Linked DNA regions of Mus musculus: regions 2 and 3 are each linked to region 1. The links are chromatin loops, found by intact Hi-C in ENCODE. Cell type or tissue: left cerebral cortex. All regions are shown on one strand. Links, peaks and the distances in the headings refer to the core of each region. The heading gives the core; the rest is flanking DNA.

Region 1 (8,649 bases), core at 389-8,388:
TTTCTGCTAGTGACCTGGAACCTCCCCTGTTTATTAGGTACAGTACACTGGTATAGTTTAGGTACAGTTTATCTAATCTCAGTAGGGGGCCAGCTCTAGGTTGCCACTATCTGGTGGGAAAAAGCTTGGATGCCTTTCTTTCTACATATTAGTCTTTTGTTCACAAACACTCATGTTCAGTCTCTAGAGGAAAATGAACGCTTTACTAACCCTCTTAATCATGAAGCCCTTGGGAAGATGGTTTTTTGATATCCCAGTAGGATCAAGGTCTTAATGTCTTCTACATGGCTGTGTGCCCATATCAACAATACACATTTACTCTGGGACTTTGTCACTCAGAGCTTTCTCCACTCTACAATGACTTCACTGTCTCACATCACAAGTGTTTTTATATAATATTGCATTTGCTGCACAAAGTTTATAAATATATTTGAATTATAAATATACATGAAGCAAATGTTTTTACATATGTTAATAAAAGGCGCAAAGACCAGTGTGGAAAAGAACAGTAGAAGCATTCAAATTGATTTGTGTTATAAGCAGAAGAGAAACAAAGAACAGGATTTCCTATGTACTTTGCCAGTTCTCTCTATGGACAATGCTCTTTATTCTCAGTCAGCCTGCTGTGACCTTTGACATTTGCTGTACTAATGGAACATTTGTCATAACAATGGGACACAGTGTTTGTTGTTTTGCTTGGTTATAAGGAAGTTTATGACATTATTCTTTTCTGAATGAAGCTTATGGGATGATGAGCATTTCCTACCCCAAATATTTATGGGAATATTTAATAATAGTTTGATTTTAGAATTCATACTGAGTCCTATTTAATTATTTTAATATATTTTCCAACCTATGTGAAAGATAAGTTTCACATTACATGTAACAAAATTTTTGTAGCAAACACTTATGTGTGTTCTAGGTTGGCAGGTGAATCATATTTACCATCTCTCTATTGTCATAAGTAGGTGTGCTAGGTCATGCCTCATGTAAGTTTTACCTTAATTTTCACAGAGGTCCTATTTCATGGTCACTACACATTTTTCACATACAAGTCTAAAAGAGGAACGCTAGTTTCTTTCATAAATTAATTGAATGTTCCTTTAGCTAGATATTTAATGAGACTAACCTGGAAGTTAGATCTCCATTTGCAAAGAAGCTAGAAACAGTTTTATCCATTCCAGATATTGTAGTGTTCTTCAGATAAGATAGTGTAAAAGTCACTGACCAATAATGAAACGCTGAAAATTTTATAATTATAATTCTTGTAGGCCACAATGTTACATGTTTTTCAATGTGATATTTAACTAAATTCTGAAGGAAACAGGGGCATCAAACTGTTATTTTGAAAATTCATTGATATTCTAAAGAAAGCAGATGTATCACTAACACTTCATATCTTTAATGTTCCACCTCCACTTTATAAAAGACACAGTCACATGAGTTTAAGAAGCTAAATAAATATTAAGCTTTCCTTTTAAGCCTTTAAACCTTTATCAGTGTGTTAACTGATGTTAAGATTCCAAGATTTTACAGTTTAGAAATTATCCCATGTAAAGTATACCTAGAAAAGCAACTTTGCAACTCTGAATGTCTCTAATTATTGGTAGAAGCAAATGTTCACATATTACAAGTACCTATACACTTAATTTTTAATAATATTTAATGTTTAATAGTATTCACTCTAGTCTTTCTGACTTACAATTTTAGAACACATACTGTTTTCTATTTAAGAACTATGAGACTTGAAAAAAATAAAAAGCAGGTTCTGGGTCTCTAGGGAATTAATGTACCTTTTGGTTTTCATAGAGCTGAGGTATAGCAATGTGAAACAGCCATACAAATGGGTATTGGAAATACCAAATACAGTTACAGAAATCAACTGATACTGTAAAAACTGATATATATATATATATATATATATATATATATATATATATATATATATATATTCAGTAAAAAATATCTATTCATTAAATATAGCAAGATGGAGAAGGAGAATTTAGTATTTATTAGAAGCCTGGGTATCATTATGAACACAGCATAAACAATAAGCCATCTGGCTTTATAAGCTTAGGAGAAGGTCGGTATATGGCAGGATGAGACACAAGGGACTAAGGAGACGCTAATAATGTGCAGATTCCATGGACAGAGAATGAGGAGTTAAATCATATATTGAACATGGAAGGTTCTTGCTAATAACATTTCTAAGGACTGTGTCTAAACTAGGGGATGTAGAACAAATCATGGAGGTCACAGGTCAAGTCCTAGATGAAATATGGGATCCTAGGGACATGAGGGACATTGCAAAAGTTATACTCAAGGAACATGTCTTGTCACTAAAACCCAGTACATACTTGTGCCACATACAGAATTGTTATTGGAACAAATACCCATGTGAAACTTGATTTGATTTAAGAGATAAGAGGTAAGGACATCATTACGATCACCTTTCTTACTATCAATATGTGGCATAGCTGCTGTCTCCTGTTCCTCACTTCCTACTGGATTTCACCTGGATCTTTAAATGATCAGCATGAGTCATACTGAATATCCAATCGAATTGATAACATTTTCATCCTGCTCCTCCTTTTCTTCTTACTCCTCCTCGTCCTCCTCCTCTGCCTCCTCTTGCTCCTCCTCTGTATCCTCCTCCTCCTTTTCTCTGTCCCCCTTCTTCCTCTCTCCTTCCTCCTTTTTCTTATTCATCCTCATCTTCATTTCTTATTACTCCCTCTACCTTCCTTTCCCTCCTTTTTCTATTCATAATTCTATGTTTGTTTTGTCTTAAAGCTTCCAACTTTAAAGGTGAAAAACTAAAAGTTTACACCCCTTATTTCCAGATTTTTAATAAATCCACAACTCTATATGTTTTCATTTAGGACAGTCAAAATGCTATTGCTGAGGGTATTTTCCATTAAGCATTCCAAATTTTCGAATAGTATAATAAACACAAAGCAATATTGGCAGATTTGCAGTCTTGTGGTTCCAATTTTTTAATTAGATTTAAAACATCAATGAATGCACGTTGTTACATTTAGTTTTAATTTCTTTTTTAATTTATCCCACTGCTACTTGAGATTCTTTCATATTCATGCTTGTGTTTTTCTTTTTGTAATAAGGACTTCCCACCTTTGAACAAGCATTTGGAAGGGAGATTTAAAAACCATTTTCCCCAGTGGGATGGTGAATAGATTTTTCCAGGTTCTAGTAAATTTATCTATTGTTTACAGATTTATAGGGAATGAGATTACCATGCATTGCAATCCTCTTAATATTATAGTTTCTTAGGCATCCAGCAGAAATCCTTTCCTGACTTAGGAATGATCAATTACCAGTAAGATTATGTAGAAGTGGGGTTTAGGAGGAATCACTTTTGAGCTTATTGAATTTAATGATTTCATGCACAAATGGCTAAACCTTATATTTTAAGGTGCATGCATATATTAATCTCAGATTAATTCAGAATTGCTTTCTGAAATTTTATTGAATTATTGAAAATTATCTGTACAATATAATATTTTTTTTTGTTTTTTCGACACAGAGTTTCTCTGTATAGCCCTGACTGTCCTGGAACTCACTTTGTAGATCAGGCTGACCTCGAACTCAGAAATCTACCTGCCTCTGCCTCCCAAGTGCTAGTATTAAAGGCATGTGCCACCACGCCCAGCAACAATATAAATTTTTAAGGAAGGAAGGATTTCATGATTTCAGAGGAGTGAGTTCGTTTTTGTCACACCTTTATTTCTAACAAAAAGACAAGTTTTCAAATCTGTGTTCAGAATTTGCTTTCCTGATAAGCTTCCAATCTCATCACTTTATGGGATTTCTGGCTCCTGCCACAAGTCATCATTTGATTTGCTGCTTCGAGAGTTTCATTGTATATATTTTTTGAGTCCTAGAAAATACTTATTTCCTTGAATATGATTTATTTCATTATTAATACATACTTAAAGTTTCTACTATATTGCGATTTTCTATTTCCTTTTGTGTTGTTTTAAAACACACATTAATGATGAATACCTGGTGATTCTACCTTTCATCAGAGGCACAAAGATGATTTTACTTTCGGGAATACTGATCATTTTAGTGGGATTGCCCTTTACTTTTTCTATTACCATAGTGTTGACAGATTTTTGGTTAAGGAATGTCTGTTTCATAACATGCTATACTCAGAATCCAGGCCAATTGTTCTTTATTAAAAACATTTCCAACTGAACATCCTGTCCCTAGCATGAAACAGCTGAGAACTCCAAGAGACAAAGAACAATGTGTTGCTTTTGTCTTACTGTTTGCTTTGTGCTTGTTGCTGCTCATTAACATTCAGCAAACATTATGGTGCTTCCATTATTTCAGATAACAAATCAATTCACTTGTTTTCTTAAGCTCATGTTTTGGATATCCTTCATTCTAGGTATTATTGCTTTAACCTAAAGCACTAAGAGATTCTTTGTATATTCTGGTAGGCACCACAGTATTCTTGTTGGACCAGAAATTAAATTACTGGCTATGTATCAAGATTCATTCCTTTTAAATAACAGAACACAGGACATTATTGCACTGAATAGTGATTATAAATAGAGGTCTAAACACAGTGGCCAATTTAAAGGAAGCCAAAAACATTTTAAAATGACAAACGAACAAATGAACAAATAATATAAGATCTTTTAAGTACCTCAAAAATAATCCTTCTACAAACATATGCTCATTAAAGAGAAAACAAACATGGAAATTTTTCTTAGTGGGTAACTGATATATTCACATGTATAGAAAGACATGTTGCCATCAAATTATATACATAAAACAAAGAGCTTTTTGAATGCTTAGTCACAAGAATACCACATGCCTTCTCTCTGAAGTTTTGTGTTATAATGTTGGTACAATTTCCTAGTTCATCTTATAGGATAAATGCTGACAGTGCTATTCATGATAGCCTCTAAATTCATTTCTGATTGTTGCAAGTACAAATAATGATGCAGATTGTTAGTAATTCTAGGAAAAAATGGGATTTACTATTTAAAGAAATGAACTACACTGGGCACTAAAATCTCACTGGGGACAAAAAATGAAATGAAAGAATTAAAAACAGAAACAAAATCCAAAAATCATGTTCTTGCTACTGTCCCTGCAAGTGGTTTTCAAACCAACTGCACACGATAATCACCTGAGAATAACAAAACAAATTCCTGGCTGAGTCTCAATTTTTATGGCAGGTCCAGGAATTTGAATATTTTATCTACCTTTGAGTTATATAGATTCTGCATCATAGATCAACCAATTTGTAATTCCAGTGCATTTTTAAAAAATCTTAATAATTGTGTTAACAATTGGGTCCTGGGGTTAAATCCAATGTTTATTGATCAGCTATAGTACAGAGATATTTACAGTTTATAAAGGAAGCCCTCAGAACCTCATTTTTCTGATGATATTGTATTCCAAGCTGCTGTAACCACTTACGATGCAGATAAAGGTATAGCAGCAGGCATGCCAACACTTCTCTTCCAAGTGGCACTTCTCTATGGAAAGCACCAGTCACTTCTTTTCTCTTACAGGGTCACCCTGAGCTTCCTCATCCTCTGAGCTCAGGTCACACTAAGCTATCCAGACCCTTTATTCTTTAACATTTAGCTCTTGCAATCCATTGGTTCTTTGAAGTTCCTGCTCTCTAGGATTTGTGTACCCTCAGTGCATTGTCATAATAATTATGTGAGTGTTACAAAATCCTTAATATATTCATATCTATGTTTTCAATGATATTCAAACTTTATTGAAATTTCCAAATCAAACTAGATGAAATCTTTATTTTCAGTGTTCACCTCATTTTCTTAACACTGTGTACCTTTAAATCTTTAAGACTAATTGATAAAGCATAGAAATATACAGTATGGAAATAATATACTGTGAAACATTTTATTTCAAAGAAAAATAAAATGTGTCATGGACTCACTGATGATTTCGTTCATGTGTAAAAATAATTTATTCATGGCATATCTTCCTGGTAATTAGCATGAATAATTCAAGGAGGCTATGTTCCATCTCACTGCGACAGAGATGCTTACATAAAGTTTTTTCAGTGTTCTAAGCTATTATTAGAGAGAAACACAAACAGATAATCCAAAATCACTTACATTCATGCTTAGAATATAGTTTATTATTTTCCTTGGAATTATTGTGGCCAATGTCTAGGAATTCCAAACACTTCATATAAAAGATTGAAGCTACATCTTCAAGTGTAATTCTCCTGAAGACATTCTTCTGTGTAGCTTTTTCATGTACTCCCCATATGAGCTGAATTCCCAAGCATGTAAAAAGCAAAGAAAAGCAAAAAAAGCATAAAGGAAAAATGTTTGATACCTGTGCCATAGTAGGCATTTTAATCTACAATTGCCTCCCTTATGAAGTAAAATGTGTTGTTCTCTTATGTCTGTCTATACTATATAAAGAATATTCTGCTTTTGTTAATTCAGCAAAATAGACTGTGGTGTATAGAGGGCCTCCACTCAACTTAAGCATCAGAGGTGCCTTACAAGGGCCATGGAACAGGTTTCTATTTCCCCATTACACATGGTTATCAATTTATATTGAGTTTTTTTTTTTCAGAAAGAAATTTGCAAGACTACCTAAGAATTAGGGATGCCTAAGAAATGTTTTTGCTGAACATAAGTGGTCATACTTTAAAAAATAAACTGTGAGATTTTACACCCTACATTAGAAATAGGTGTCATGTGTTCTATCATAATTACACAAATATTGTCAGTCATATACATATTTATAAATTCATATATAAACACACAAATGTATACACACATATATACATATTTATATATATTTAAATATATACAAATTTATATATATTTCATTGTTATACTTTTCTGCCTCTTTTTGACAGTGTTTCCTTAACACTGATGAAGTTTCAGTAAAGGCAAAACTGACATCTTAGATCTGACTCTCATTGTGGACATAGTTGGTTATATCTCTAGTGATGACTCCCCACCTCTACCCCAACCCCACATTAAACAGAGCCCTGGGGATGTGTGGGCAGAAGCCAACTAGCCATCTCATATTCTTTTTCTGACAATGGTAGTTTCAGAAACAGGAATTTGACACAAATTTCTCCAGGTAGAACTTCAGGCTGGTTTTGTGGATGACATGAAAAGGACGAATTATCCTAGCTGGAGCCGGACGTCTTCTTGTGTCAATGAGAAAATATGTTACTGAGATAAAGCTGGTATTATCCTGGTGATATAATTTAGTCAGCAGATCAGACCATACTTGAAGTCTACTCTCATCTAAGCTCTATCTACATTAACTAATGAATTATCTTCATTTCATGATAGAATTAATACTAGAATTTTGTGTATGTCTGTGTGTCTATGTGTGTGGTATGATGTGTGTGTGCATGAGTCTCTGTAAGTGGTTGGTTTGTGTTAATCTGCATGTGTGTGTGTGTGTGGTCTGTGTTTCTGTGTATGAGTATACATATGTATATGTGCTACTGTATTTGTTTGTAGTATTATTATATGGTTGTGTGTGTGTGTGGTCTGTGTGTCTGTTTATGTGTATACATATATATATATATATATATATATATATATATATATATGTGCTATTGTATTTGTTTGTAGTATTATGACGTGGTGTGTGTGTGTATGTGTCTGTACAATGTGTGTGTTTTTTGTATAATGTGTGTAATATACACTGTGGTGGTGGGGTAAGATGTATTGTGGTATATGGGGAAGTGATATGTGTGTTGTTTAGGATGTGTATGGAGGTGGTGTATTTCAGGATGGTGTATGTGTAATACTATGGTGTGGGGCGGGTGTATGGATAGTGTGGGACATATGAATTGGTGTGATATATATGTGATGTAGGGTGTGTTTAAGGTGTATGGAGGGGTCTGGTATGTGTGTGTCTATTTATATCTGTATGATTTGATGCCTACACAGTCATGATTGCCTGTGTCTGAAATTTTTTTCAAGTAAACAAATATATAGCTATTCCCCATATGTGCCAGAAAAATAACAGCAAAAACTACAACCCTAGGATGAAACATGAAGCATTTCCATGTGGTAGCAGAATCAATCTGAACCACTCCTTCCTTCCAGGTGAAATATGAAATGAGGAAGAATTACATACACAGACTGGGACTTCCTGGGAAGAGGTAGGGGCTACCTAGACATAAGAAATTTCTGATAATGTAGAAGCATTACAGAAAAATGGCTGCTTTCTTGGATGATATTTTTCAAATAATCTAGTCTACTCTTTTCTTATGTAGTCAGTGAACTTGAGTGAGGGGGTGGCATTCACACCACTGACTTATCTCACCATCATGCCATTCTGTCTACCGAGAAAAATTACACAAACAGATGACTGGCTGGGTGAAGGGTGAAATAATGTTCCCTCCCTTGTCCTTGCCTCTAAGTTCCATTGTCTCCTTGAATTTAATCAGTGTTCTCATTGTAGACAGCCTTGACCTTATGACTTGCTGAGGTATGTGTAAGGAGATATGAAGAACACTGAGACATGGCTGTCAGGGCTATGTGTAAACTACATTTCGATTGCTGTGATAAAATAACATAAAGCAGGAAACCTAGAAAGGAAGGGTTTACTTGTATCTTACAGTGTCAGAGGGTCAAGAATTCACCACTT
Region 2 (8,649 bases), core at 168-8,167, 910 kb before region 1:
CTCCAGCTGATAAACAACTTTAGCAAAGTGGTTGGATATAAAATTAACTAAAATAAATCAGTAGCCTTCTTTTATACAAAGGATCAGCAGGCTGAGAAAGAAATTAGTGAAAGAATTCCCTTCACAAGAGCCACAAATAGTATAAAATATCTGGAGTAACTCCAACTAAACAAGTGAAAGACCTGTATGAAAATAGCTTCAAGTCCCTCAATAATGAAATCATAGAAGATCTCAGAAAATGGAGAGATCGGCCATGCTCATGGATTGGCAGAATTCACATAGTAAAAATTGCCACCATATCCAAGACAATCTATAGATTCAATGCAATTCCCATCAAAATCCCAACATAATTCTTCAGAGACATAGAAAGGGCAATTCTCAAATTCATCTGGAAAGGCAAAAAACCCAGAATAGCGAAAACAATTCTTAACAATAAGAGAACAGCTGGGTTAATCACCATCCCTGACCTCAAGCTTAACTACAGATCAATGGTGAGAGAAAATGCATGATATTGGTACAGAGACATGCATGTTGATCAATGGAATTGAATTGAAGAACCAGAAATAAAAACACACACTGTCACTTGATTTTTGACAAAGAGGCTAAAAATATACAATGGAAAAAAAAGAAAGCATCTTCAATAAATGGTGCTGGTCTAACTGGCTGTCAGTATGTAGAAGAATGAAAATAGTCCCATATTTGCCACCTTGTACAAAGCTCAAGTTCAAGTGGATCAAGGACATCAATATAAAACCAGTGACACTTAATCTAATAGAAAAGAAAGTGGGAAAGAGTCTTAAATTTATTGGCACATGGGGCAATTTCCTAAACAGAACTCCGATGGCTCATGCTCTAAGCATGATAATTGATAAATGAGACCTCATAAAACTGGAAAGCTTCTGTATGGCAAAAGTCATAGTAGATAAGACAAATCGGCAACCTACAGATTGGAGAAAAAGAATCTTCACTAATCCCACATCTGATAGAGGGACAACCATTATAATATATTTTAATGTAAAATATATAAAGAACTCAAGAAATTAATCACCAAACAACCAAATAACCCAATACAAAAATGAGGTATAGAACTAAACTGAGATTTTACAACTGAGGAATCACGAATGACTGAGAAGCACTTAAAGAAATGGTCAAAGTCCTCAGTCATCAGAGAAACGCAAATCAAAACAACCCTGAGATTCCACCTTACACTAGTCAGAATGGCTAAGATGGAAACCTCAGGTGACAACATATGTTGGAGAGGATGTGGAGAAAGAGTAACATTTCTCCATTGCTGGTTGGATTACAAACTGATACAACCACTCTGGAGATCAATCTGGAGGTTCCTTAGAAAACTGGAAATAGATCTACCTGAAGACCCAGCTGTAGCACTCTTAGGAATATACCCAAAAGATGCCCCACCATTGCACAGGGGCACATGTTCCATTATGTTCATAGTGGCCTTATTTGTGATAGCCAGAAGCTGGAAACAATCTAGATGTCCCATGACAGAAGAATGGATACATATAATGTGGTTCATTTACACAATGGAATAATCTGCACCTATTAAGAACAAGGACATACTGACTTTTGGAGGCAAATGGATGGAACTAGAAAATGTCATCCTGAGTGACTTAACTCAGACCCAAAAGGACATGCATTGTATGTACTAACTAATAAGTGGCTATTAGAAAAAATAAACAAAACAAAAAAACCCAAAAGAAACACACAGAATACACAAGATACAATTCACAGAATTCAAACAGCTCAACAACCTGAAGTGCCCAAGGGAGGACTCCCAAGTCCCACTTGGGAGAGAGAAGAAACAATTACAAGTGTGTGTGTGTGTGTGGGGGGGGATTTGGGAGGGAAAGAGAAATAGGGTGGGGATCAGTGGTGGGGAAAGAGGAACCTAGTTTGGTATTAGGTGAGGGAAAAGGACTGAAGCCCTGAGGGCCAGCAGAAAGAAAGAAAGTAAACAGGCAACCTCAGGAAATAGAAAGTTGGGAGTACCTCCCAGAATGCACCAAAGTCCTTGGAGGTGAGAGACTCACAGAATTCACAGGAAGGGACCTTTGATGAAATGCCAGACAGTAGGGAGAAGGAATATATAGAGCCCATCTCCAGAAGGAAGACAGGACATCAAGTGAGAGATGGGGTTGTCATCCCACAGTCACAACTCTGACCCATAATTGTTTCTGTCTGAAAGAATTACATGGATGGAAATGGAGGGGAACCTGAGGAAAAGGAGGTCCAGTGACAGGCCCAACGTGGGATCCAGCTCAAGGGGTTGTTGTCCCAAGGCCTGACACTATTACTGAGGCTATGGAGTGCTCATAAAAAGGGATCTATCATGACTGCCCTCTGAAAGACCCAACAAGCAGCCGAACGAGTCAGATTCAGAATTTGCACCCAACCAATGGACAGAAGCAGCTGACCCCTGTTGTTGAATTAGGGAAGGCTGAAAGAACCATGTGTCCATTATGCTAGGCATTAGAATTAAAGTAAATCTGAGGATGTGCTTGGATCCAATGGAAGGTTTTCGAAATGAAAGTATTCTACCACCTGCAGGTTTTAGTGTCTGGAGACTTGGGAAGGGATCTTGGAGCCAATTCCAGTGGATCCAGAGGAACAGCTGTACTCAAACAGCTAGAGATAAGGATTTGTTGATATTGCGTCCCACTCGACCGGCAAGAAAGAAGCAACAAACTGGAATCTTCTGCGGCAAAAGCTTTATTGCTTACTTCTTCAGGAGCAAGAGAGAGAATGGCAAAACCCCGTCCCTTTTAAGGAGAATTATCCTCCACTTAGGACGTGTCGCTCCCTGATTGGCTGCAGCCCATTGGCCGAGTTGTCGTCACAGGGAAGGCAGAGCACATGGAGTGAAGAACTACCCCTGGCACATGCGCAGATTATTTGTTTACTACTTAGAACAGAGGATGTCAGCACCATCTTGTAACGGCGAATGTGAGGGCGGCTCCCCACATGTTGATATTGGCAGACTCATGAGAATTATGTCTCTACATATTGCAAAATGAGAATAGCTAATGGAAATGGTGTGATGTGACTTTCCTCTTATTCTAAAGAAGGAAAAGAAAGCAAAGAAAATGTTTACCACAAAGACTTAAGAGTGCTATTATAGATGAAAGAAGAAAACAGCACTGATGTAGTTCCCACATGGGAGATCAGGAATGAGTGGCTGAAAAATGAAGGCACAGGACAGCTTTCTGAATATATTTTTGTATCTTTTAAAACTGAAGCTCTTAATTTTTATTTCCATTTTTATTACATATCACAACCAACATCGTTAAAGTCAGGATCAAACAACAATGGTGACATTCACTTGTGATGTCCAATTATTAATGACTTCACAGTTTTCAGATCTGAGCTTTCCAAGTGCTAATGCAAACAGAATCACAAAATCTAAATTCACTTTTTTCCCAAAGGAAACAGAATTTTTTTGCCACGAAAAGCTAATGAAAAACTTTTCAGTTTATTAACAAAACTGAAAGTTATTCTTAGATATATACCAAATGAAATATCAAATATTATTATAAATGACATAAATAGGAGATTCATCATGTTGTTTTGTATGGTTGTAGTCTAATAGAAACTAGATAATTATAAAGGAGATTAAAATAATGTAATCAACATATATGATCCCTAGAATCTGATCTTGATCCAGGACCTGAATACTAACAATGAAAGAATTGTGAAGTGAAAGTATGTTACCTAAAATAAGACAATAATAAGATCAGTAATATGGTAGGAACAAAGATAAGCACTAGTATTACATCAACCTCAAAGAGGTTCATGGAGTGTGAGAAAAGACAAATACACATGCTTTTAATAGAATTCAATTCATTTGACAATGCAATAAGTATAGAAATCTCTAGAGACACTGTGGACGTATAAGATTCTAGTTTGGCAGAGAGAGGAAGAAGGTAGAGTATATAGGATATGAAATGTGAAAGAAGAAATTAAGGAAAAGGTCAGTGTCTCTGAAAAAGTGCAGGTGGAAGCTGTGTGTGTGTGTGTTTTCAAAGAAAATATGAAAGTGATTATATCCATCTCTCTCAAGGAGTAGATATTAGTTGAAACATGTGACATAAACATTCAATTTATGCAAGTTACATGTTGAGTATATCTGTTTAAATGGTTCTGCTTATTAATGGAAGTTAAAATGATTTGGAAAAAGCAGCAAAAACCACTGTATTTCCAGCTCTTGTGGGATACAGGTTGACTTAGAGAGCATGGCTTTGAGCATAGAGGTTCTGTCACCTGAAATAAGAATTGGGACTTGTGTGTGTGAAACTAAAACTCTGAGATTTCCCTAGAATACTCTGTTGGCATCCCCACCTTAGGCTATCACTTCTATGTTTACATTCTATCTCTGTGATAACATGAATACTTTGTGTATACTCAGTACTGACTGCATTTTACTGCTCTCTTTCTCTCTTCTGCAGACCTATATTCACCATGTATGGAAATTATAATTATTAATCATACCTTTGTAAGACGGTAATTTCTCATATTGATGGAGTGTATCAAAGTTACATAATTGTAAATTTAAAAATGTAAAATGAGATGAAGTAAAATCTGACATTTAGAAGCTTAACTACCATGCCTGAGGAAAATGTCATGCATTTTTTTCCTTTGTACAGTAGATGTCGCCAAAAAATTGCAGTTGCTGGATAACAGTAACTCTTAGTCCAAAAAAGTGTTTATACTCTGTATATCATTTCAACCTAGCTGAGAAAATATTTCTAACTGGAAAGTATGCTTTTTGTGTGGGTTGTGTCTCATGGGTTCACTTATCTTTTAATTATATATCTTGAAGTCCTTGAAAAGACAATAGATTTTTATTCATTTTAAGTATCCTATTGTTTTCTTTCACACCTTGCAATTCCATTATGTAAAACAAGACAAAACAAAACAAAAAACAGAAAACAAAACAAAGAATGTATCAACCCCCAAAAGAAGCAAACAAAATACAGTAGGCAGGTACTGGAAAAAAAACCCCACATCATTCTTTATAGGTTAATCAGCTAATTTTTGTGAACCTGATATTCTCAGACAAAATCTGTTATAAAAAGATATTGCACTTTGATACAAATAATCATGCTTTTCTATTTAACAGGGGCAAATGACTCTTCATACACTATCCTTCCTTCCTTCCTTCCTTCCTTCCTTCCTTCCTTCCTTCCTTCCTTCCTTCCTTCCTTCCTTCCTTCCTTCCTTCCTTCCTGCTTGCCTGCCTGCCTGCCTGCCTGCCAGCCTGCCTGCCTGCCTGCCTGCCTGAGTATGAAATGCTGTTACTTGAGTAAAACCTGTCAGATTTCATGTGTCTGGAGTGTTGCCCAGGTATTTTTAATAATTAAAGGGTATTGTTTTAAACATATTATAGTGCAAATTTGGCTCAAGAATGTATCCTATCTAGAGATTAGTACATATCAGTAGAAATGTAAACAATTAAAATCTAGACAGCATTATAAAAATTTAATTTTGAATCCTCCTTGCTACAGATTTTTTTGGGAGGGTAAAAGTTGTAGAGAAGGAAGTAAAAGAGTAGATTGGTCAGATTTCTACTAGAATTAAAAAAAAATAGCATGTGAAAAAGTGTTCCTATTCAAGTTTTTTTCTTTTTTCATATTCGCTGCAATGCTATTGTTTACAGAAAGTTGTTTTCATTTAATATTTCTCACATGATGCTATAGAATACTCATAAATAACTTTAATTACTTTCTGCTAATACACTATCTCTTTATAGACTATATTTAATCGGTTCTCCTTGCTAGGTAGCTATGGTATTTTCCTATAATAAATAATTCTACAATGCTTAGAAACAATCATTTCTTTAAATAATCCTTAGAAAAATGTTCTTAAGTGTCAGTACTTTGTTAGGTGTAAGACCATTTGACATGAATTTTGGAGCACATGGTAAAATTTTTTACAAAAGTTATTAGCTATTGTCACATTACCAGCATATTTTTTATTTGTATACTTTAAACATTCTTTTAAATTTTGATTACTAAATAAATAACCAATTAATTACCAGTTCTATAGTTTTCAAGTTTTTTTTTTACTGATTTTTCTTATGAATGCTTACATTTTTTTTAGTATAATTTTTTCCTCCATTTCATTAGCTTGCTTTCTTTGATTAGGTTTACATAGTATTAAGAAAGAATAAACTTCTGCTTAAAAAATTTTGTTTGTCTTTTCTTTTGTTATATGGATTTTCTCCTTTTTATCAAGATTATAAGTGATCCCAAGTTCCTGTAAGGTCTCTGTAAATTAGTTTCTACAATTCTTCCTGACTTCCAAACAGTAGGTAACTTGCCTATTTAGCTATTAATCATTGGCTTTGTTGGAAAAGCATATGATGAAAGGATCTTTAATATATTTTATTAACTTTGAAACAGTTCCTGCAATTATAAAATTATTTAGTGTCTTTACTGATTTAATTGGGAGGAATTAAAATAACTGGAAATAAAATATAATTTTGAAGTGCTGTACAGCTCTGTGAATTTTATAGTTTTTCCTTCTGCAACTTGACAGTATTTAACTATAAATATGAAGAACAGTGTCTAAAGTTCACCCTTCCCAAGGTAACAACATGAAATATGACTTCGTGGAGATAGCCCTTGGTCTTAATCAAAGAGACAACTTTTGATGCTTTTTTAAAAATTTAACTGAGTATTTTTATTCTTTCTCTCTTTTATTTACATTGGTATTCTGCCTCCATGTATGTTTGTGGGAGGGTTTCAAATCCCTTGGGACTGGAATTATATACAGTTGTGAACTGCATGTGGGTGCTGGGATTTGAATCCCTGTAGTTTGGAAGAGCAGTTCGTGCTCTTACTCTACTGCTGAGTCATCTCTCCAACCTTAATGGTGTTCATGTTTGTGTTTCACAACATAGATTCAAATCCAGAGCTTTGCATATGGGATTCAAAGGCTCTAACATTAAGCCACATCTTCTGTCCTTTAACATGAGCAACAAGTTGTGCTTGAAGTGTTAATATTTATTTTCACATAATTTTGTTTTTGTCACCAACGGATTGAAGACAATAGTTCTGTGAATTTGTATAGACAGCTAGTTTTAATCTTCATTTTATGTTGAAAAGAATAATGCCATTTCTTACTTTGTGTAAGAATTTGAGAAGAAGAATGATCATTAAACTCTTAAGTATGATGTTGCCAGTATGTCATTCAGAAATCACCTTAGGGAGTGCATTTTGTAGATATGGCTGTATCTCTTCCAAATCCCCCACTTGCATCAACATCTCCAGTTTGGCTGTTCCCTTACAGGAGTGAACTAGAATTTGTGTCTTCACTCATTCTGACCTACTTCAGTTTATTCTTGGGCTTCTTTAGAACATCTTCTAATATCTAAAACAAGAGGTAAGAGAACACAGCCTGTGTGTGGTAGCCATGTCTTAAATTTACTTGCAAACTGGTATCCACAGAGAACAAAGCAAAATACATGTAAGCTGTGATAGAAACAGAGCATCTCTGTGAGGAGTCAGTGAGGATTATGTCCATACCGATTAGAAGTGCTGTATTTCCCTTTTTGTAAACCTTACGACTATATTAGCTGGATTTATGGTCATCATTCATTCATGGAGAGTAAATGAGTGTCGTGTCCTTTAATTTTAAAAGCTGATTTAAAAAAAATCCATATGATTGATATTTGGCTTAATTAATTTAATTAACAAAACAATTGAAAAGAATTAAGATGTTCAATTTTATATGTATAGATGAGCCAATCTCAATGTCACAATGTAAACTGAGGATCTTCTGTCAAGGCACACAGATTCAAGAGACTTCTTTGAGACAGAGAGAAAAATAGAAAAAAGTCTTCTATCATATATTCTAGATGTGGGAGTTGGGTAGAGCCTATAAACAGGAAAGCATGGTGGACAGACACATGGAGAAATGGTAGCATTCTGAGATCAGTTTAATATGGGTTACATAGGATACCATAGTAAAAGTTATATTCTTTAAAAAGATGCTGAAAGATTTACTTCTTTGCTTTTATAAGTGAAATCATGAGTGGGGTAAAGGCATTGGAAACACAGAGTCCCAGCATAGGGACTCTCATTTCTCATGTCACAGGGAGCAACAGCTCAAGTGATCCACAGCTGGATAGAGACTATGACGTTTCCTATCACAGTGATCAAGAACACAGATGACCCACAGCTGAATAAAAGCCTCCTCTTTTGGATAGGGATGAAGTGCACAGAGTCATTGTATTAACTTTCAATCCCACCAGCAATGCAGGAGTGTTCCTCTTTCTCCACTTTCTTGCAAGCATTCGCTGTCACCTGAATTTTTCATCTTAGCCATTCTGACTGGTGTGAAGTGAAATCTCAGGGTTGTTTTGATTTGCATTTCCCTGATGACTAAGGATGTTGAACATTTCTTTAGGTGTTTCTCAGACATTCCAGTTTCTTCAGTTGAGAATCCTCTATTTATCTTTGTTCCCTATTTTTAATAGGGTTATTTGGTTCTCTGGAGCCTAACTTCATGAGTTCTTTGTATATATTGAATATAAGCCTGCTATTAGATGTAGGATTGATAAAGATCTTTTCCAAATCTGTTGATTGATGTTTTGTCCTGTTGACAGTGTCCTTTGCCTTACAGAAGGTT
Region 3 (8,649 bases), core at 347-8,346, 890 kb before region 1:
ATCAGCTTCCAAATGCTGACACCATTGCATACACTAGCAAGATTTTACTGAAAGGACCCAGATGTAGCTGTCTCTTGTGAGACTATGCCGGGGCCCAGCAAACACAGAAGTGGATGCTCACAGTCAGCTAATGGATGGATCATAGGGCTCCCAATGGAGGAGCTAGACAAAGTAGCCAAGGAGCTAAAGGGATCTGCAACCCTATAGGTGGAACAACATTATGAGCTAACCAGTACCCCGGAGCTCTTGACTCTAGCTGCATATATATCAAAAGATGGCCTAGTCGGCCATCACTGGAAAGAGAGGCCCATTGGACTTGCAAACTTTATATGCCCCAGTACAGGGGAATACCAGGGCCAAAAAGGGGGAGTGGGTGGGCAGGGGAGTGGGGGTGGGTGGATATGGGGGACTTTTGGTATAGCATTGGAAATGTAAATGAGTTAAATACCTAATAAAAAATGGAAAAAAAAAAAAAGAATAGTTTTCACTCTCCTGGGTTTTTTATTATTCCAAATGAATTTGAGAATTGCTCCTTCTAAATATATGAAGAATTAAGTTGGAATTTTGATAGGGATTACATTGAATCTCTATATTGTTTTTGGCAAGATGGCCATTTTATCTATATTAAACTTGCCAATTCATGAGAATGGAAAATCTTTCCACCTTCTGAGGCCTTCTTCCATTTCTTTCTTCAGAGATTTGAAGTTCTTGTCATATAGATATTTCACTTCATTGGTTAGAGTCACACCAAGATACTTTATATTGTTTGTGAATATTGTGAAGGGTGGCATTTCCCTAATTTCTTTCTCAGCCTGTTTATCCTTTGAGTATACTAAGGCTACTGATTTGTTTGAGTTAATTTTATATCTGGCCAATTTGCTGAATTTGTTTATCAGCTGTAGGAGTTCTCTCATGGGGTTTTAGCAGTTCCTCAAAAAATTTGACATAGAACTACCTGAGGATCCAGCTACACCACTCCTGATCATATACTCAAAAGATGCTCTAATATGTAATAAGGTCACATGTTCCGCTATGTTGTTAGCAGTCATATTTATAATAGACAAAAGCTGGAAACAACCCAGATGTTCCTCAACAGAGGAATGGATTCAGAAAATGTAGTACATTTACACAATTGAATACTACTCAGTTATTAAAAACAATGACTTCATGAAATTCGGAGGCAAATGGATGGAACTTGGGAATATCATCCTGAGTTAGGTGACTCAGTCACAAAGGAACAAACACTGTATATACTCACTATAGATATCAGCCCAAAATTTCAGGACACCCAAGATTTAATTCACAGACATTATGAAGTCTAAGAAGAAGGAAGGCTAAAGTGTAGATGCTTCAGTTCTTTTTAGAAGGATGAACAAAACACTCACAGGAGGAAATATGGACACAAAGTGTGGAGCAGAGAGCAAAGGAAAGGCTATATATGGGATGGAACACCAGGTGGGGCAGTTTCTAGATGGCCTTTCCATTATAATTTTTACCTATTATCTAACCCTGTATTCCTTCAAACAACTGGACAGAGTAAATTACACCTTTCCCCTATTTAAAAAAAAATAAGGAACTTATTTTGCTTTGTTAACTGTTTAAATATGAACAAATTTTCTTTTTCTCATTTTTCATGGCTCTATTCGCTTTCTAGTTGACAATCTATTTCCCGTGTTGATTTTTTTATTTTTGTTTTGTTTTTTGAGACAGGATTTCTCTGTGTAGCTCTGGCTGCCCTGCAATTCACTCTGTAGACCAGGCTGGCCTTGAACTCAGAAATCTGCCTACCCCTGCCTTCCAAGTGCCTGGATTAAAGGTGTGTTCCACCACTGCCCAGCTATAGTCTATTTCCTACTTATACTGCTTAAGAATTTCCTGTACTGTTGACTACAGTTCAAATATCTTTTTCTTTCTTTTTTCCATAGATGATTATATTGAAGCCATATTCACCTTTAGTGGAGAACTGAACATCTCTGCTGAGTTATGATGGTTAATTTTAGATGTTGGCTTCCCTAGATAACAAGATGTGCAGATAGATAGTAAAAATGCAGTGCACAGCTCTTATTCCTGGGATAGATTTAGGATCCTACAGCCCATTCATTCCTACCTCCCAGACTTACTCTTTATTACTCTGCAGTACTATTTACTACTCTCCTTTTATTCCCCTGAAATTCTGCCTCTTGTTCCTAATTAGTTCTTTCCTTCTTAACTACTCAACCTTCCCTTCTAGCCAATCGTTATTCCTTTATGTCAGTAACTGATATACAGAAACACTTTCTACCAGGAACTCCCAGGGGCCATATTGGGCTGGGATTCGGGTAGGTGATTTTCACTATGCTTCCTCACCCCCATCTAAATCTCTCCAGGCTTATTTTAGTTCTTCAGCAACCTGCCAATAGGAGCCTCTCCTCCCACCCTACCTCTATTATCTGGAGATGCCTTCCCTGGGTGCAGACCCAGACATCACACCCCACCCCCAGCTCTTTCCCACTGCTTCTCACAGGCTTTACTTTCAGCTCATTTGCTATTCCTTTGAATACCTACCTACACAGAAAAGCACTCTTGACCCCACAGTAACAATGTTTTGTCTAGGATCCAGAGTGGGAAACAACAACCAAAGAATGTAACACTTACCCAACGGTGATGATATCCAAAATTTATTTCAAGGAACACCACAAATATCCTAATTCTAGATGCCTAGATTCCAGTGCAAGCACAAAAACATGAACATCTAAAAGAAAATGCCTTCCTAGAAGCCAGTCATCCTAATGAAATCAGCTTTGAGAAATGGAATTTAGCTGAAGTACAAAATGGGACTTCAAAATAGAATTATAAATATATTCAAGAACCTTAAAGCATATGAATAAATGCCTTAAGGAGGAACATGAAAAGACAAGCAAATAGTTTAATAACATAATAAAATAGTGGAAGACATGAAAGAAATAGAATCTCTCTCTCTCTCTCTCTCTCTCTCTCTCTCACACACACACACACACACACACACACACACACACATACACAAAAACAAAAAAAAAAGCAACTGAATATTAAAAAACTTAGAAGAAACCACAGAAGTATCTTTGCTAATAAATTACAAACATGGAATACAGAATTTAAGCTCTTGAAGAAAATGTAGATGAAAGTTATCTTAGTCACTGTTTTATTGTGAGGAGACTCCTGGCTAACTCTTTTAACAGAAAACATTTAATCAGGGCCTTACTTACAGTTTCAGAAGTTTATCCCACTATAATAATGCCAGGAGGCATGCCATGAGTAAGCCAGCTGGTAGGTAAACATGGTGCTAGAGAGAGGGTTAGGATCTTTATTCTGACTCTTAAGATTGATAGGGAAACTCTTGGTTTATCATGGGATTTTGAAACCTCAAAGCTCAACACCAGTGACTCACTTTTCCAACAACTTTTCCCTTGAAATGCCATTCCCTTGTAGCTAAACATTCAAATATATTATATGCATATTGGAGCCATTCTTATTCAAACCTCCATAAGAGTGATAGCACAGTCAACGAAAATGCTATATCAAAACTTTTAAGCACACAAAATTGAGGAAGTCTGGGACAAAATGAAAAGACTGGATGGAGGAAAAAGAATATAACTAGGTCAAAGGCAGAAAAAACAAACAAACAAACAAACCATTTCTAGTAAATTAGAACTCAAATTTTCCAGTCTGAAGAATATACAAAGTGACAAAGAGCATGCAGGAAAAACAAACAGATAGGACCAGAAAAGAATTGTCCCAAGACTTGCAATAATCAAAACAGAAAATGTACAGAAAAAATTGGAAGGATAGTAAAATCTATAATGGAAAAAGACTAAGAAACATATAAAGGCAATATCATTAGAAAAACAGCAGATCACAGATGCCAGCCCATATTATTATACCTAGCTAAACTATCAATACCAGTGAATGGGGCAGGGTGGGGGGAAGAAAGCCAATTCACATTCCATAATAAAATCATTTTAAGCAATTTCTATCTACCAATCCAGCTTTACAGAATGCACTAGAAGGAAAACTTCAGTTTAAAGAGATTAACAACACCAAAGAACACATAAAGAATAAATAACCTCAGAACAGAAAATTAAAAGCAAGGAAAAAATCCGTACCACTAAACCATATGACAGTAATTAATAAATACTTGTCTTTTTAAATCTCAACATTATTGGTCTCCATTATTCAACCAAAAGACACAGAACAATATATTGGATCAGAATCCAGGATCCATCTTTGGGCTACATACAACAAAACCACCCCAACATCAAGAATAGGTGTTATTTCAGGATTAAAACTGCAGAAAAATCTATTTCACCCAAATTGATCCAAGTGGCAAGCAGGTGTAGCTTATCTTATAAAATAGACTTCAGAATAAAACTAACCAGAGGAGAAATGTTCAGATATTACATATTCATCAAAAAATATTCAACCAAGAGGGCATTGTAATTCTAAATATCTATGCGTCCAAGTTCATAAAAAGAACATTACTACAACTAAAATCACATACTGAGCATCACAGAGTGTTAGTAATTCTAATGCCCCATTCTCATCAAAAGACCAGACAGAAAAACCAAAATAAACACAAATTATAAAGTTAAATAAAACCATAAATTAAATGGACCTAGCAGACACTTACAGACTATCCCACCCAAACACATGTGCACACACGAGCACACACACACACACACACACACACACTCACAATCACACACTAGATATAGACATATTAAAATAACACTCTGCCTCCAATCTGGTCTTCTTTGATTAAACTTGGATATTAGAAATGGCAGGAAGCATACAATTTCATGGAAACTGACCAACTCACTACAGAATGAAAAGTGAGTCAAAACAGGAATCAAGAAGATGACCCAGAGAGTTGGGGCCAAGTGTCTTGTAAACTTCAACACTTGTATAGGCTGGCTCTGCCCCTTGCTGGGGCAGAGCTGTGCTGGAGAGCTGTCCCTGGTGAGCTGAATGCAGGAGACATGGTGGGCTAACCAACTTGGTTACTATCCAGGCCCAAATCCAGGGCTTTGAGTTGGCTCATCCCAACATCTAACCCCATCATTGAACTGCTGCAGTATGTGAAGAGGCCAGTCCTGGTCAACCAGCATCTCCCTGGCACAGGGAAAAAGAGTATATCTGAGAGGAGTACCTCTCAGTGAGGATCCATTGTAGATAATGTAGGAATATTTGAGGCCCTTAAACCAGAGCAATGACTCACTGAAATTATTTGCCAGATTCCATGTCAAGATTTTTAAAATTTTGGGGGGATGGGGAGTTGTAATGGCAGAAAGCAGATATGGAGGGCTGGGATGTTTGCTGAATTGTGGTACATAATGCATAATTCACAAAAAATAAAATAAAAAAAATTTAAGAAAAAAACAAAAAAATGTTTAGAATTAAATTAAAATAGAATCACATGTCCTTTCTATGAGACATAATGAAGGCAGTTAAAAAAGGCAAGTTCATAACATTAAGTGAAGACATCAGAGAACTTGAAGAGATCTCTTATTACTAACTTAACAGCACATCTATACACATTAAAAAACAAGAAGAAAATATGTTCAAAATGGGTTATTCTAAAGGGAATAAAAAATAGTGTATAAAGTTCCAAATATGTGTTATTAAATCATAGGAACATAGATTCAAGTGTCCATGATGAAAGAAAAGTTCTATTCTGGAAATTACACATAAATAGTCCCAAAACTAAAGGAAGTCACAAATCACTGGGCTTCCTAATACACTAGTTAGGTCAACAGGAGGATAGTGGGACAAACAGGCAACAGGCTTCAGATCATTCTTAGCTTTGCCTCAGTGGAAATTAGTGTGCTGCTAAGAACACATTCCAGATGCTTAATTTGTTCGTCATTAAAGGCTATAGATTGGGTTAGGTAAGGGAACTTAAAGAGAGCCTAAGGTAATTTTAACTCTGTACTTGCATCTCCAGAGTCCTTCACAATCATGGCATTTGAATCACTGTATATTCAGAATCTTCAACATGGAGTTGCTTTTTCAGAGAATTTCAGTCCACACTGGACAAACATCATTTCCAGGTGCATATGTTAAAATATTTCTGAAGATTGAGATCTGAACTGATGGACTGGGAGATCTGATAATCCTTCCTGTATAGCACAGCATTTAAATAAAACAAAACAGTTAAAAAATTTGAATTCATTCTATGAAGGCTTGAGGTTGGAATTGCTATCTTATGCTCAACTATTTTTTTTGCTGTCAGACCCAGACCAGAAGCTATAATTAGTTTTCTAAACTTTATCACTCCCAAAACAATAGAACTAACTTTTATGGCACTCTACACCATATGATTTCTAACCCTTTGTTTTTTGAGTGATTTGCTACAGTATGATAAATCACGATATGTTGTTCCATTTCTTTAAGGAACAGTGATGTACTGGTTAGAATTATTTGTTTTTGTTTTTGTTTGTTTGTTTTTGTTTGTCTTTTGTTATATTTTGTCCCGTCCAGCCGGACCCAATTATTCGTGGGTGCGAGGGGGACTGCAAACCTGAAGAGAAATGAGCGGAAGGGAAAGAAGCAGAGACCAAGGAGGATTCCTGTCAAGGTCTCAGTTTATTAAGCTGAAACGCCAGGTTTTAAGCACACAGTGAGGGAAATAGTGAGGGGTTGATGGGGAATTAACAAAGAACAAAGAAGTGGGCATCTGGGGACATGAAGGCCGAATTCAGACTGCAGGCAGAGGCACTCTGAGTCTTATCTCCAGAATGTAGATTCTTCTTTAACAGCTTTGGGTGTCATGCTGGGCTCAGCACATAACTCAGGTCCTGAGAAGATTTGGGAGTCAGGAAGAGATAAGGAAGAGGGGACTATAATTCAGCTTTTTGCAGCCTCAGGTGCCAGGAAGGGAATAGGGAGGAGGAGGTGATGACTGGCCCCTTAGCACAAGGCCATTTGGCTTGTTAGGGTGGGAAGCTGCGAAAGGCTTACTTTTCATGGTAAGGTCTCTGACATTATTTTAGTTTAGTTTTTTTTTTTTTTTTTTTTTTTTTTTTTGGTCAATTTGACAGACGCTAGAGTAGTCTCTGAAGAAGGAACCTCAATTGAGAAAATGTGTCCTCTAGATTGGCCTATAGTATGTCTCTGGAAGAATTTTCTTGATTACTGGTCTAGTAGCAGGGCTCAGCCACTGTGCTGGTACCACCAATGAGTAGGTGGTTCTGGGTTGTATAAGAAAATAGGTGTAGCAAAGCATGAAAGAGTCAATAAGAACATGGCTCAATGGCTTCTGCTTCTGCTCCTGTCTTTGCTTCCCTCAATGATGTGCTTAAGCTATAAGCCAAAAAAAAAAAAAAAAAAAAAAAAACCAACCAACTAACCAACCAACCAAGTAAACAAACAAAAAAATGGAAACAACCTATTTCCTCTCCAATGCTTTGTTTTTAAATCTTTGAGTTTATCACAGAAATAAAAAGCAAATTAAACACCTAATTAATACTAATGCCTCTGAATTATAAAGTAAAAATAAAAGCTTTTTCTCCCATTTTAATTGTCATTGAAACAACTTTTACTGATCTGTTCTTTGCATGCAGCTTTTCATAGAATGTCTACCAAAATGACTAATGACGTGTATTTTACAAGCAAACAGGCACCAAAGGAAGATTTTGTGGGGAAGATGACATTAACTTAAGTCTCCAAAAAACTTTCTGTAAAAGAAATTTATATTTCCAGATAGAGCACTTCTCCTGATGACTTGTGTGGGGTTTTGATATATAACAAAGTGAGGGAGATTAAGACTAATGTTAGTTTGAGAAAACCTTGGTCAGTTGAATTAATGGGTATGGTTTTGGTCATCTCCAGAAATTCTCCAGATAAGGAAGAGCATGTCTCTGACATCTCATAGTGATAACATATGAGCTTCCATTGTATGCCCAGCTTGCAATCCCACCAACAATGGAGGAATATCCATCTTTCTCCACATCCCAGCCAGCATCTGCTGTCACCTGAATTTTTGATTCTAGACATTCTGACTGGTGTGAGGTGGAATCTCAGGGTTGTTTTGATTTATATTTACCTGATGATTAAGAATGTTGAAATTTTTTTCAGTCATACAGTATTTCTCAGTTGTGAATTCTTTCTTTAGCTCTGTACCCCTTTTTTAATAGGGTTATTTTGGAAATTTTATGTCAGCTGCCATTCTTTTTATTTAACTAAAAGGAGTAATTGAAATCTAATCTTGTGATTATATAGGGAAAAGACCATAAAAGATGTTTTTTATTATGTCTATTCTTCCTACCCCTGAGTAACCACAACTCTGTGCTTTACTCAGTATTGATATTTATCCTAATTCATTTAAGCTTTATGCACAAATTGAGGCTCACTTAGCAACTCAGAACCTCTCTGAGTCTCCCCCTTACAAGATGGTCTTGGAATGATTGTTATCAGGGCCACAGGCATTCTTTGTGGTCCACTATGATTGCATATCATTCAAAACTTCTGTTTCAGTTGCACAAATATTTAATATTATTAATTTTAAATATTTAGGGTATAAAGTTATTTTGAATGCAACTCACTAAAAAACTAAAATAATGCCCAACAACCCCACTGATATATGTGACACCTACTGAATTTAATTCAAAAGTATGTGCTTTCACATTGTGGTTG

What was found. Peaks named below come from ENCODE experiments on the same cell type or tissue, not always from the same donor. Only the 100,000 strongest peaks of a DNase experiment are listed, where the experiment ranks them.
Region 2: it touches region 1 in a loop (5-fold over the local background); 3 of 42 quality-filtered maps call a loop at or near these places.
Region 3: a loop joins it to region 1, with 5 times the contacts of the local background. A loop is called at or near these places in 10 of 42 quality-filtered maps.

Annotation. Positions count from the first base shown.
Region 1 is chr6:60,441,540-60,450,188 of GRCm38, forward strand. It overlaps Gm38823 (a long non-coding RNA gene), which reads left to right. Exons shown (of 3, transcript XR_869140.1): 3 at 8,106-8,146. Among named protein-coding and RNA genes, the nearest start is that of Gm38823, 35 kb to the left of the region's middle. In left cerebral cortex, for the core only: no CTCF peak of the experiment used is centred there; a DNase peak (open chromatin) is centred at 4,291.
Region 2 is chr6:59,532,558-59,541,206 of GRCm38, forward strand. No RefSeq gene overlaps it. Among named protein-coding and RNA genes, the nearest start is that of Gprin3, 110 kb to the left of the region's middle. In left cerebral cortex, for the core only: a CTCF peak has its summit at 4,673 (motif pointing right); a DNase peak (open chromatin) is centred at 4,678.
Region 3 is chr6:59,547,369-59,556,017 of GRCm38, forward strand. No RefSeq gene overlaps it. Among named protein-coding and RNA genes, the nearest start is that of Gprin3, 130 kb to the left of the region's middle. In left cerebral cortex, for the core only: no CTCF peak of the experiment used is centred there; no DNase peak of the experiment used is centred there.